Regions from separate parts of the Homo sapiens genome. Here region 1 is linked to region 2. Evidence: chromatin contacts called from ENCODE Hi-C or POLR2A ChIA-PET data. All regions are on one chromosome and are shown on one strand. Each heading gives the region's core, a stretch centred on a gene start or an enhancer-like site at or near the end of the contact. The rest is flanking DNA. Distances are from core to core; before and after follow the strand shown. Region 1 overlaps UNC5B (unc-5 netrin receptor B). Region 2 has its middle 75 kb from the start of LINC02622.

The links. Hi-C counts contacts between places; a loop is a spot of excess contacts on that map. ChIA-PET counts read pairs that join two places held with the same protein, here RNA polymerase II (POLR2A). Pooled maps may share reads with other maps.
Region 1: a map of mammary epithelial cell shows a loop between it and region 2 (3-fold over the local background). The contact joins two enhancer-like sites. A Hi-C loop is called at or near these places in 2 of 168 maps with a recorded cell type or tissue (Right ventricle myocardium inferior and mammary epithelial cell) and 5 of 50 pooled maps. POLR2A ChIA-PET finds 5 or more read pairs at or near these places in 1 of 52 experiments (WTC11).

The regions. Positions count from the first base shown.
Region 1 is chr10:71,262,697-71,268,776 of GRCh38, forward strand. The region is part of intron 1 of UNC5B (unc-5 netrin receptor B); the gene reads left to right. Among named protein-coding and RNA genes, the nearest start is that of UNC5B-AS1, 48 kb to the left of the region's middle. RefSeq lists enhancers at 3,237-4,230, 4,422-5,143. Within about 2 kb of position 3,822, at least 10 of the 41 ENCODE cell types and tissues checked have a DNase peak (open chromatin) inside an H3K27ac peak, as active enhancers do.
Region 2 is chr10:71,010,974-71,017,331 of GRCh38, forward strand. No RefSeq gene overlaps it. Among named protein-coding and RNA genes, the nearest start is that of LINC02622, 75 kb to the left of the region's middle. Within about 2 kb of position 3,203, at least 4 of the 41 ENCODE cell types and tissues checked have a DNase peak (open chromatin) inside an H3K27ac peak, as active enhancers do.

The DNA.
Region 1 (6,080 bases), core at 2,572-5,071, 250 kb after region 2:
TGGCAAATGGCCACCATCATGAGCCTTGATTACCCTCTAGTCACCCCAGTCACTCCCCTGAACCCCCTGGGCCTCACTTGGCACAGCAGGGCCCCAGGACCCTCCCCCAGAACCCTGTCAGACTGTTGGCTGCCCACGCAGGTTAAATGTGTGGCTGTCACTGAGCCTCTGCCCTGGGACCACACAGTCGATGGGGGCACAGACATTAAAGGAAATACACAAATAAGTATATAACTTGAAAAGGTAATGAGGGTAATAAGGAAAAGAGATGCCAGACGAAGAGCCAGGGCCCTGGTTTAGGTGGGAGTGGTGCAGTCAGGGCTCTCTGGGGAAGTGAACTTTAAGGTGATACCTGGAGAAGGAACAGGGTTTAGCCAGGTAGGGGTGGGAAGGCAGCATTCCAGGTGTCTCCATGGAGGCTTGCAGCCTGGGCATCCTACGTTCTGAGGTGTCCCCACACCGGGGTGGAGGCAGTGGGGTTTCTCCTGCATGTCATACAAAGAGCACTGGACTAAGTCTGTAGACTTGGTGCTCAGGCCCAGCTCTGCCAGGAACTGTGTGGCCTCAGGCTAGTCACACCCTCTGTGGGCCTCAGTTTCCTCATCTGTCCAAAGGGAGGCCCCTTCAGGCCACAAGCCCTCCCTCCCCAAGCCTGAGGTTTTGAGGAGTCCAGCAAGTTCTGTTCAAATGCCACTTTTCGGGATGCCCCTGATGACTGAAAGGCAGCCAGGGCACGGGGGAGGGGGCCAGAGAGCTCGAGCTGAGAGCTCCAGACATCCCATCCCCTTCTCTGAGTTATTAAGAGCCACCCGGAAGCAGACACAAAGAGAATTGTCCTGAGCTAGATAGAGCCAGCCCCCAGCCCCCAGCCGAGAACAATCAGAGAGGAAAACCAAGGCCATTTGTCCAACACGGAGTGCGGCAGTGACAGCGGCTGGGAAAATGCCGAGTATTTCTCAGCTAAAATTAGCCACCTACTAAACCTTTACATCAAGGGCAACCTGAAGCCTCTATTGTTTTGAACTTGGAATCCCAGAGGACTTGGGGGCAGGGCTTCTCAGGAGAAGCAAATGACCATCCCCTCTCCCAGGGGCTGGGCTAGCCAACACCAAGCCAGTCCTTGAGCCACAGGGGTGCCCAGTAAGGTACCAGGGGACAAACAGACAGACAGGGAGGGAGTCTAGCTGCCCAAAGTCACCAAGCATTGGTGGCTGACACAGCTTCTGGTTGCCCCATTTGAGACATTCTTCCTTCACCAGTGATATTGATGTACTCTGAGCTAAATGGGTGGCAGGGAATGGGGAATGTTGAACTAGAAGAAATTGCTGGAAATATAAGAAAATAACTCTTTATCCTTTCCAGAGGAAGCAGTCAGAATGGGCATCCCTATTTGCTAATGGTGGATAGTTCCTGCCATTGGGGTGGCAAACCTGGCTTAGAATCTTTCCTCTGCCACTTAGTAACTGTCTGACTTTGTACAACTTTAGATAAACAATAGAGATGGCTATTGATACCAACCTCATAAGATTGCTGCAACAATTAAATGAAATAATGTAGAAGATATAGGTATTAGCAATGGTAATAATAAAAACAAGAATGCCGCTTTTGTTCATTAAGTCTTTTTAACATGCCCAGCACTCCTCTAAGCTCATTGCGTGTATTAACATGTCTAATCCATGCTAGAAATACTATTACCCCATTCTGCAGAGAAGGAAATGGAGGCCCAGAGAGGCGAATTTGCAGGAACACAGGTGATGGCCATCATTTATTGTTATTGCCACACAGCAGGTCCTGATTCCGGCTCAGATAGCGAAAGCCTGGCACCATGCTGCTGTGTAATTCCTTCAGCTCCTTTTGAAAAGTCTCCAGCTGAATCATAGAAGTGTTAAGGAAAAGGAAGCTGACATATGTTAAGCACCATTATGTGCACTAAGCGTTTGATATTTCTGTCGGGAGGCAAGAGAGCATAGAGCCGTGTGTGGACTGGCGGCAGCACCTAGACATTTCTTAGAAATGTACATTCTCAAGGCCCACCCCACACCGACTGAATCAGAACTTGGGGGCAGGAGCCTGGGTTTTAGCGAGCACTCCAGGTGGTCCTGGTGCAGGCCATGGTTTGAGTACCACTGGCACCAAGGTTAAAGAGGATGGACTTGGCCGGGCGCCATGGCTCGTACCTGTAATCCCAGCACTTTGGGAAGCCGAAATAGGAGGATTGCTGGAGCCCAGGAGTTTGGGACCAGCCTGGGCAACATAGTGAGACCCCTGTCTCTATAAAAAAAAAAAAAAAAAAAAGAGTATGGGCTTAAAGTCAAAGAGACCCAGATTCAAATGCTGACAACCCTGCTCTGTGACATTAGACAAGTAACTTAATCTCCCTGTGCCTGCAAACTGGGGCTAATGATAAGAATACCTACCAGAAAGAGTTGCGGGGAGGGTTCAGTTAGATAATTATTCCAAGTACTTGGCGCAGAACCTGAGAGCTAGTTAGCACTGTAAATGGTAGCTGTTAACTCATTACCTGAATTACCTGCTAGCACTGAAGAGGTACTAAAGGGAAAGGTGGTTCTTTGTGGCCAGGGAAGCCGTTTAATCCCAGCTGGGGTGAAGCTTCCCCTCTAGGGCAACCTGGCGGGACTGGGGGCCCGGGTAACAGAGGTAACCCTTGCAGGCTGAGGGCATCAGGGGTGTCTGGGATGGACATTTCCTCCCCACCTGGCCTGCCCTGTCTAGCAGGGGCTCCCTGTCTTCCCTGAGCTTATGATGCCAACCAAAGAGACGCGTGAACTAAGAACTTTTCTCCGCCGCTTTCTCAGGGAAACCAGCTCTGAGAATGACGGTCTGGTGATGTGGCGATCCCCAGACCCTGGGCTCATGGGGGCTTCAGCTGCATGCTGTGGCCTGGCAGCTTCCAGGAACATGTCTTTGCTCTCTTCCCCTCCACCCGTGTGTTTTCAATGGTGATTGGAGGCCTCAGGGGAGCCGTGCGCTCCTCTTCCTCCCTAAGGAGAGGCTCTGGGCCAGCCGGGCAGCGAGCACAGTGGACGGGCTCCACCTTCCCTGTGCTTCCACTGCTTGGTAAGGGCCTGCCCAGCCTCTGGGAACCCCAGGCTCTTGGTGAGGCACCACCCCACCCCCACTGCTGGCTGTCCCCAGGTCCCCCATGCTGGCCACATGCCTTAGTGTGATGCCACACTTTCTTTCACACCTCTGGCCTCTAGCTATCTCTGTGAGGTGGGAACGGTGAAGGTGCACCTATTCTACAGAGAAACAAACCGAGGTCCCAGGAGCTAAGACTAGGGCCCAGAGTCACCCACTGAACTGGTGGCCCAAAAGTGTTCTGGTATTTCCTGTCACTAGGCCGTGCTTCTATCCTTTCTTTTTTCACCCCTACCTCATACTTCCTTATCCCTCCTCAAGAAATCCCTAGAAGGGAACTGACAAACTTAGTGCCTGACATGTACCAGGCTCATTTCATGAGATCCTGCAGCTGTGAGGGGAACCAGGCTCAGAGGCAGGGGGTGGTTCCCCCAGCAAATGGGGGCAGGATGGGATTGAAGCAGGTCCCACGCACTCCAGAGCGCCTTCTCCTTGGCTAACCTCCTGCAGGTTTTGGGCTTTTTGCTCCCCTTCACCCTCCCCGCTTCCTGGTGCCCCTCCTGGAGGAGCCCTCTCACGGTGTCCTCAGCTGGATGCCTGCCCTCTGGCCCTTGCACCCTTCCTCTGCTGCTCACTCAGAGGACATGGGGAGCGGGCCGAGCCCTGAGCCAAGGCGGCCCAGCGATTACATCAGCAGGTGCAAACAAGCAGGCGGGAGCAGGGACGGGCGTCCCTCGGGGCTGGAGACGGCACTCCATCCGCCCCACACGAGTCTGTTTCATTCCCTCCTTCTAGCTTGCATCAGCCTTTTGCAGCTCTGTGTCATCACAGAGTGGGCCAAGGCAGCAGCTGGGAGGCTGGGGCAGGGGTGGAGGTGAGGTGTGGGGCTCGCCGGGACCCTGGCAGCCTGGAAGGTCCACTCACTGTTTTTTCCTGAGAATGGAGTACAATATTCCCCCCTTACTCGAGGTCTCCCTGTCCACAGTTTCAGTTACCCATGGCCAACTGTGACACCAAAATATTAAACAGAACATTCCAGAAATCAGCAGTTCACACATTTTAAATTGTGTGTGATTCTGAGTAGCATGATGGAATCTCCCACTGTCTCACTCCATCCTGCCCAGGATGTGAACCATCCCTTTGTCCAGGGTGTCCACACTGTATACACCATCCGTCACTTAGTCACTCAGTGGCTGTCTCCATTATCAGATCGAAAAAAAAATCATCTGTCTAGAGCTTGGTACTATTCAAGTTTTCAGGCATCCACGGGGGGTCTTGGAACGTATCCCCCACAGATACGGGGACTCCTGTAATAGAAATTAGCTAGTGCATAGGGCTGCCCAGCTGGCAAAATATTTTTGTACTTCTGACTTTGGTGTTTCCAACAGCCCTGTCAGTCAAAGCAAGTAAAAGTGGTCCCATTTCTCAGAAAGGAAAATTGAGGCCCAGAGGGAAGTGGCTGCCCAGGGGTTGTCTTGTGAGTCACTGACAGCACCAACGCATTTCACCTCAAGAAGCGCATGGGATTATAAGAGCCTGGAGATTGAAAAATCCCTATAGTCATCAAGTTGGAAGTAGTTAAAGCCTGCTTCCTAGAGAAAGTGAGCTGATTCCTTGGCCGAGGAGGAGACAGCTACTGAAAGAGCTATGGAGTGATTTCTGCACTGATGGTGGGTGGGCAGGCAAAGGGACCATTACATGGCTATGGGGGTAGGCTGGAGGCAGACTGGGCACTGGTCTAAGAAGTCTCGATGTCTGGATTCTTAACCTTGAAAATTTGCTGTGAGCTTCCCACTTGTGGAACTGAAGCTTGGTTATTGCTCTCTGAGCCTCACCACAGGCATGGTCAAGAGGAGGCCCCCAGGAAGTGTTTGATGAATGAGTGAATGAATGAATGAATGAATGGGAGTGAGTGCTTGCTCACCATCTGCCTCCCTTGAAGTGCATCTGTGCAGCCACACAGGCCTTCCCTTTGGCCAGTGCCACCTGTCTCCCCATATCTCACCAGCTGACAACTCAGCTGCTCACCCAAACCCAGGGCCGGGGTCTTTCCCAGCACTGGGACCAGAGAGGCAAACACAGGAACCATGGCCTGCATGCCAGGATGCCCACATTCCAGTCCTGGCTTGGCCTCCTAACTGCTGTGTGATCTGAGGCAAGTTACTACTCCTCTGAGGTCCCCAGGATGTTCCTGGGACTCTGAGTCTACAAGGCCTGGCCTCCCCGGGGCCCATGGAACCTGAGCCCCAGTCCTGCCTTGGGAATGGAGGCCAGAGATGGCTGCCTTCCTCCCTCACCCCTGGGGACTGAGCAGGAATCCAAGTGGCTTCCACATTCAGGAAAATCCAAGGGGAAACCCCTACCCAGTTCCAAGGACCCCTTCTATTCACCCCTTACTGCCAGGCGCTCTCAGGGGCTCTTTCTCCCTCTCCTCGTGGCACCATCTCTACCTCTGTTTATCTCGCCCATTTGCCCTCTCCTTCTCATGCCCATTTCACAGATTGGCAAAGGCCAGAGTCTGGCCACTCCTTTTTCTCTGTCCTTTCTGTGACTTCTTTTATGCCAGTGTGATGCCAAGATAGGAGTGACGCTGCAGCCACAGACTGTTTGTTTGCCCTTGCACAAGTCATTGCCCCTGTCTGGCCTCAGGGTCCCCAGCTGGAGATGAAGGGTCCCCAGCTGGAGGTGAAGGGTCCCCGACTGGAGGTGAAGGGCTTGGATGCAGTTTTGAAGGCCCCATAGCCCAGGATCTGAGCTGCCTCCTGGTGGTGGTGCTGACAGCAGGCAACAGGCAAGGACTGCAGCAGTTTTTCCACTTGGAAATGTGTTTGGCAGTTGCCTCCCCTTTGCGAGGAAGGGTTGTTCGGTTCTAGAGCGTGGCGCTGAGGGAGACGGGGGAAATTTGTGTGCCCTTGGTGCTCTAAGAACAGCCTTAACCCTGGGCTTTCAGGGCGGCATGGGGATGTAAGCACTGTCCTGTC
Region 2 (6,358 bases), core at 1,953-4,452:
CTTTATAAAGGAAAAAGGTTTAATTAACTCATAGTCTGCATGACTGGGGAGGCCTCAGGAAACTTGCAATCATGGCAGAAGGCAAAGGGGAAGCAAGGCACGTCTTCTCATGGCCCCAGGAGAGAGAACAGTGAGGGGAAACGCCAAAAACTTTTAAAACATCGGATCTCATGAGCACTCACTCACCATCACAAGAACAGCATGGGGGAAACCGTCCCCATTATCCAATCACCTCCCACAAGGTCCCTCCCTCCACACTTGGGGATTACAGTTCCAGATGAGATTTGGCTGGAGACAAACCATATCAATTGCCTTTCAGTCTAGCTGCAAAAAAGCAGGTGGCCCAACTTGTTGCAGGGTGAAGAACCCAAGAAACCAACCTGGGTTTGCGGCTGGAGAGGGGCTAGCTTAAAACTTTGTATCCTGGCTCCTGGTTGCCCAGAGTGGGGAGGTCTTGATAAGGACCTTGAGATAATGGTCTGGAAGTTGAGAACAGAGCCACTGGGGCTCCTGGCTCCTTGCAGATCCAATCTAAGGGCTGTGGCACCAGGCTGCGTGCTCTGGATGAGTCCCTTCCCCTCTCTGGGCCTTAGACGTGATTGTTGTCATGGTGAGAACTGGGGAGGGTGTGGGAGGATGGAGATGTGCACATAGCAGGTCCTCAGGAACTCAGCTGATGATGAAGCTGCCCCAGCTCGGGGTGAAGGCTGCGGTGCCCTGTTTCCTTGACCTTAGCCATGGGCAGGTGGGCCAGTACCTCAGGTCACTGTCAGGGACTCTGGGAGATCCTGGCCCTGCCTCATCCTGGCACTGAGGCCTGCAGTGATTTCCTCACTCATTCTTACAAAAGATCTCCAGAGGTCTCAGGACTGCACTAGCTCATGGTGACTTTGTTTTTATCTGTCATTGTCTTCTGAGTGATTCCTTTGCCCCATCCTATGTTCCCCCAGTTAGAGTGTGAGCTCCCTGGGTCAAGAGGGGAAACAGAGGCTGGGTGTCCTGTCCCCCAAGTCCCAGTCCCAACCTCTCCCCTCGGCAGCTGTGTGATATGAGTAAGCTGATTAACCTCTCTGAGTCTCAGTTCTAGCCACAAGATGGGGATAAGGCCTGCTTTGCCTTCTTCTCTGGGCTCAAGTACACTAAAGAGAACTGAGACCAACCTTACCTGGAGCCCCTCAGCTGGGCCCAGTTCGGGAAACAGGTGAGCTGGGTGCAGCTCCCGGCCTCAAGGGACTTGCACTTCTTGCCGGGGAAGATGGAGCCACACTCTCGATGGGGGCTGTGGAGAGCCCTGAGGTTGGGGGAGAGTTTTCTAAGTGGGGGTATCAGGGAAGGCTTCCTGGAAGAACCATGGGCAGGACAGGTGGGCAAGGCCATGGTCAGGTGTGTGCAGGGCTATCAGGGATGCAAACCGGAACCGCAGCATACAGAGTGTGCCAGCACTGGGCCTACACAATGTTACCCCAGACCAGCAAGCAGTCCACAATGCAGCCTTGGCTCCACCCTCCTGGAGTGCACAGTGTGGTGGGGGAGACTGACTCTAATCACAAACTCACCAAGCAATGATAAGCTTTACTGGGGATGGGGGTGGCGTGGGGAGAAGGAAAGTGCTGTTTTTAAGGGAACAGCAATTATCTCCTGAATGTTTCCTATGTGCCAGTCACTTTGTGCACATTACCTTGGTTCATCCTGACTCAGGTGGACATTGTCAGTGTCCCACAGGAAACCGAGGACCAGAGAGATAAAGTAACTTGCCCAAGTTTGCACAGCAGGCAGGCAGCAGAGCTGGGCTTGAACCCAGGCCATCTGGCTCCAGAATATCACCTTACTGTAACCACGGAATGACCCTGCCTCCTCATGTGCCCACCACAGTCTGCCCTCTCTGGTATATCTTGTTCTCTCCCTGCCCCCTCTTCTTACCACCAGGATGCTGCAGCAGAACAGAGTTTGTTCTTGAGCAGTGCAGGGCAGAAGCAGCATGTTTGCAGGTGTTGCTGCAGACCTTTGCTAGATGGCACCTCTCCCTCTCCCCAGACTCCAGGAAGAGCCTCAGCGCCTGGCAGGGAGGGGGAGAGGAGAGTGAAAGGACCAGAAAAAGCACTGAGGATTGGTAGGCCCCCAAGGAGGTACGCCTGTCACTGTTTCCCTTCCTCCCCCACCCCCACCCACTTGGGGACTTTCAGGACAGAGAGAATCTGCATCCGCCCCTCCCCTGTTCACCCTACCTGGTGGGGTCCCCCAAGTTTCCCTGTGCCCAGCATCACATGGGAGCAGAAGAAATGGGAGCAGCATGGGTCGTAGCAGGGGACTCAGGTCAGGCTGGTAATGATGCAGTAGGGGCTGTGGGTGCAGAGATGGGACAGGAACAAGGATGTGCACCTGTGCTAGAAGAGCCGGTTCAAGGATGCCAGGGAGCAGCCAACACTGAGGCGTGGGAGGCTCAGCACACGAAATGCCAGGGAAAGCAGGAGGACCCTGAATGGCTTTCGATTACATTCCTGCCTCCTGGCAGAATGGGCACTTATAGTAGAACTTAAGTTCAGTGACACAAAAATACAGCCACTTTTTTCATGCCCTGATTTCAGCAACTCAGAATCACCATGAAGGAGACTTATGGGGCGCCACGAATCTGACCTCAGTGGGGAAGTCAGGGAAGGCTTCCTGTAAGAAATGATGATTGGCCTGAGTTCTGAAGGAAGAGTAGGAAATAAGAGGGTGGAAAGAATATTATAGACAGGAGGAACAGCATGTGCAAAGGCCCTATGGCAGGCAGAGCTTGATGGGAGAAACAATGAGGTACTTCCTCCTGTTGTGTGCAAACTGCCTGCTTAATCCAGCTGGGAGCCAGGACTGCAGCCAGTACATCTGCTGGTAATTAACATGGGGACCCAGGAGAGTGGGGCTCTCAGAACACCCTATCCTTGGTTTTCATCTGCTCAGACTGTGTTTTTGCCAACTCTGGGACTCCTGACACCTCCACAGACTCTGAATATGAGGAGCAGAGGAGGAGCCCTGGGCGACACCCTTATTGTCGGGCTAGAGAAACCAAGGACAGAGAAGACAAGCATTTGCCAAAGCCCACCAAGTCCACGTGGGAACAACCACTGCAGAGCTGAGGCCCTGCCGTGCAGCAACAAGCCTCCTGCCTTCAGAGAAGAAAACAAGTTCTAGCTGTTCCCCAGCCCTACTCAGGCCTGAGAGGTTTCTAGTAGTCACAGTCAGGAGGATACGATGATGGCTGCCCTGGAGATGGGCCAGTCAGAACTCACAGCCACCCACTTGTGCTGGTTATAACCCCACCACTACCATGGTGACCGCTTCAATAGCCAGGAGGGCTGAAAGGAACAGGCAGCCAAGCTGTGTCTGATACTGGCTGCTCCGTCTGAACCCCCACCTATACCTGGACCCCACAGTCCCTCTGAGGTTATGGAGGGACAGTGAAATGCTCAAGGTCACCAGCAGGCTAGTAGCTCAGGAACCCAGGCCACCAGACTGGCTCCACCTGTGCTGGAAGAGCCAGCCCTTCCTTCTCCACCAGGGCCTCTGCTCTCCTGGCCCCAAGGAGCAGGTGGCCTGTTCAAGGAGAGAGGCATAGATGGGGCGACACAAGCATCAGCCCCCTGGGCTTGCCGGGTAATTATGCATTAGGAGCTAATGTTAATAAAGGCTCCAGGAAAGAGGTTTTAATTCCAGATCTCACCACCAGATTATTGCACATGAGGGAAATATCAGAGCCCCAGACTGTCTCCATCCCTCACCCTCCATCTCCAAGCAATCTGCTGCGTTTATTAATTCTGACAGAATTTTCCCAGGCTGGGGAGGAAAGGAGAGCAGGAGGGAAGTATGGTGGGGGTGGGGAGGTAAAGGGAGAGGTGGGGCATGGCAGTTTGGAGCAGACCTTGGGCCTTCTACTCCCTCCTCAACCCTACCCACCTGCACAGCCCCAAGGCATCCCTGGGGCATGCAGCGCACAGCTCTGCCCAGCCCCAGCTCCATGCTGCTGCCTCCAGAAATGGGACCCCTCCAGCAGCTCTTTTACTATCTGTCCTCCTTGATCCTCTCAACTTCCCCCTCTTTCTCATCCCTTCCTCCTCTAAGAATCACAGTCTGACTTTCCTTCCCACCTGAACCCCACCCCAGTGGCTCCAATTCCTTGAGTTACTTACAGTGATGCTGAGATTCACCTTTTAAGAATTTATTCCCAAAATGAACCAAGTAAAAGAAATATCGGAAAAAATCTAAATATCCGTCAAAGACGTTTATTTTCTAAATTATAGTACAACCATGCACTGGAATACTCTATATGTAATGAAATGGAATAATCTAAAGGTATATTGTTGAGAGAAAAAAACATCAAGGTGCGGAACAGCATGTAAAGTGTACTACCTTTTGGTTAGAAATACACACGCACATGCACACGCACACATACACACACACACACACACATTCATGTGTATGCATAGAATATGACCTAATTCATTATAAAGACCTTGTGCAGACAAAAGGAGATGATGTTTATAAAATACTTGGTACAATGTCTGTTACATAGTAAACTCTCACTTAAAGCTTACTGTTGTTATCATTTGACATCTGACTCCTAAGTTGCTTCCCACTCTACCTTGAAGCCTCTCTGGAAAGGACATTTGCATGAACAACACTTGAGAAGAGGATGGGTTATAAATGAGAGGAAGCCAGCATAGGTTTTGGGGGGCAATAGGAGGTCGTATGCTGGTAAAGCCGCACAGGGGCTCTGACTGCATCCCCAGATGGTGCCCACCACGTCAGGGGCCTCGGGAGGCGACAAAGAAACCCAGACCTACAGCTGGAAGTTTCAGGAAGATGGAACTCAGTGTAGAAGAAGCAAGCACCATTACAGCTAATTTCCTGAGGAAGTGGTGATCTCACCATTACATCAGACATCCCAGCAGAGGTGGGCCACCACTTGGTTAGGCAGCCGGAGAGGAAATAGTTATATAGCATGAAGATGCAGCCAATCTCTGTAACATGGTTCTAAAGGTCTGTGATCATGAGTGCAAGCTCTTAAGGTCTTCAGGAATCCCCCAGGGAGCTTGCGGAAATGCAGATCCCCATACCCCCACTTACAGATACTCTATTTGGCTGGGGTGGGACCCAGAAATCAGAATTTGTAAAAAAAAAAAAAAAAAAAAAAACTACAGTAAGGCAATATGGTATTGGCAAAAATATAGACACATAGAGTAATGGAACAGAATAGAGAGTTTAAAAATAGACCCACATAAATATAGCCAATTGATTTCTAACAAAGGTGTAAAGGTGATTCCATTGAGAAGGGATAGTCTTTTCAACAAATGGTGCTGGAACAACTGAACATCCACACGAGAAAAATGAACTTCAACCTAAACCTCATAGCTTATACAAAAATTAACCCAAAGAGATCATAGATCTAATCTAAAATGTTTAGAAAAATAAAACATAGGAGAAAACATAGGTGATCTAGGAATAGCCAAAGAGCTCTTAGGGATGATGCCCAAAGAAACATCTAGAACAGCAAAAGCTGATAACTTGGATGGCATCAGAATTAAAGAGGCACTGTTAAAAGAATTCAAAGACATACTACAGACTGAGAGAAATCACATATAGTACTTGCCAAAGGATCTATATCCAGAATATATTTAAAAAGCTCTAAAAACTCCACAGTAAGAAAATAAACAGACCAACTAAGAAATGGATAAAAGAATTGAACAGATACATCACTAAAAAGGACATGAGCCTGGCTGTATTAGTCAGGGTTCTCTAGAGGGACAGAACTAATGTGTGTATATATATATATGCATTATATATATAATTATATATAATGCATATATATATTCATTATATATTATATATTAGGTGAATATATATATATGTGTATATATTCACAATCACAAAGTCCCACAATAGGCCATCTGCAGGCCGAGGAGCAAGGAGAGCCAGTACAAGTTCCGAAACTGAAGAACTTGGAGTCCGATGATGGAGGGCAGGAAGCATCCAGCATGGGATAAAGATGTAGGCTAGCAGGCTAAGCCAGTCTCTCTTTTCACATTTTTCTGCCTGCTTCTATTGTAGCCATTCTGGCAGCTGATTAGGTCATGCCCACCCATATTAAGGGTGGGACTGCCTTTCCCAGCCCACTGACTCAAATGTTAATCTCCTTTGGCAACACCCTCACAGATACACCCAGGATTAATACTTTGTATCCTTCAATCCAATCAAGTTGACACTCAGTATTAACCATCACAAGTCCACCGTTTGTCAATTTGAACCCATACGTATCTCCTGAGATCATACATAATCTTCTAAGAAAGACAATAATGAGGTCTTAATTACGCCTAACATAATA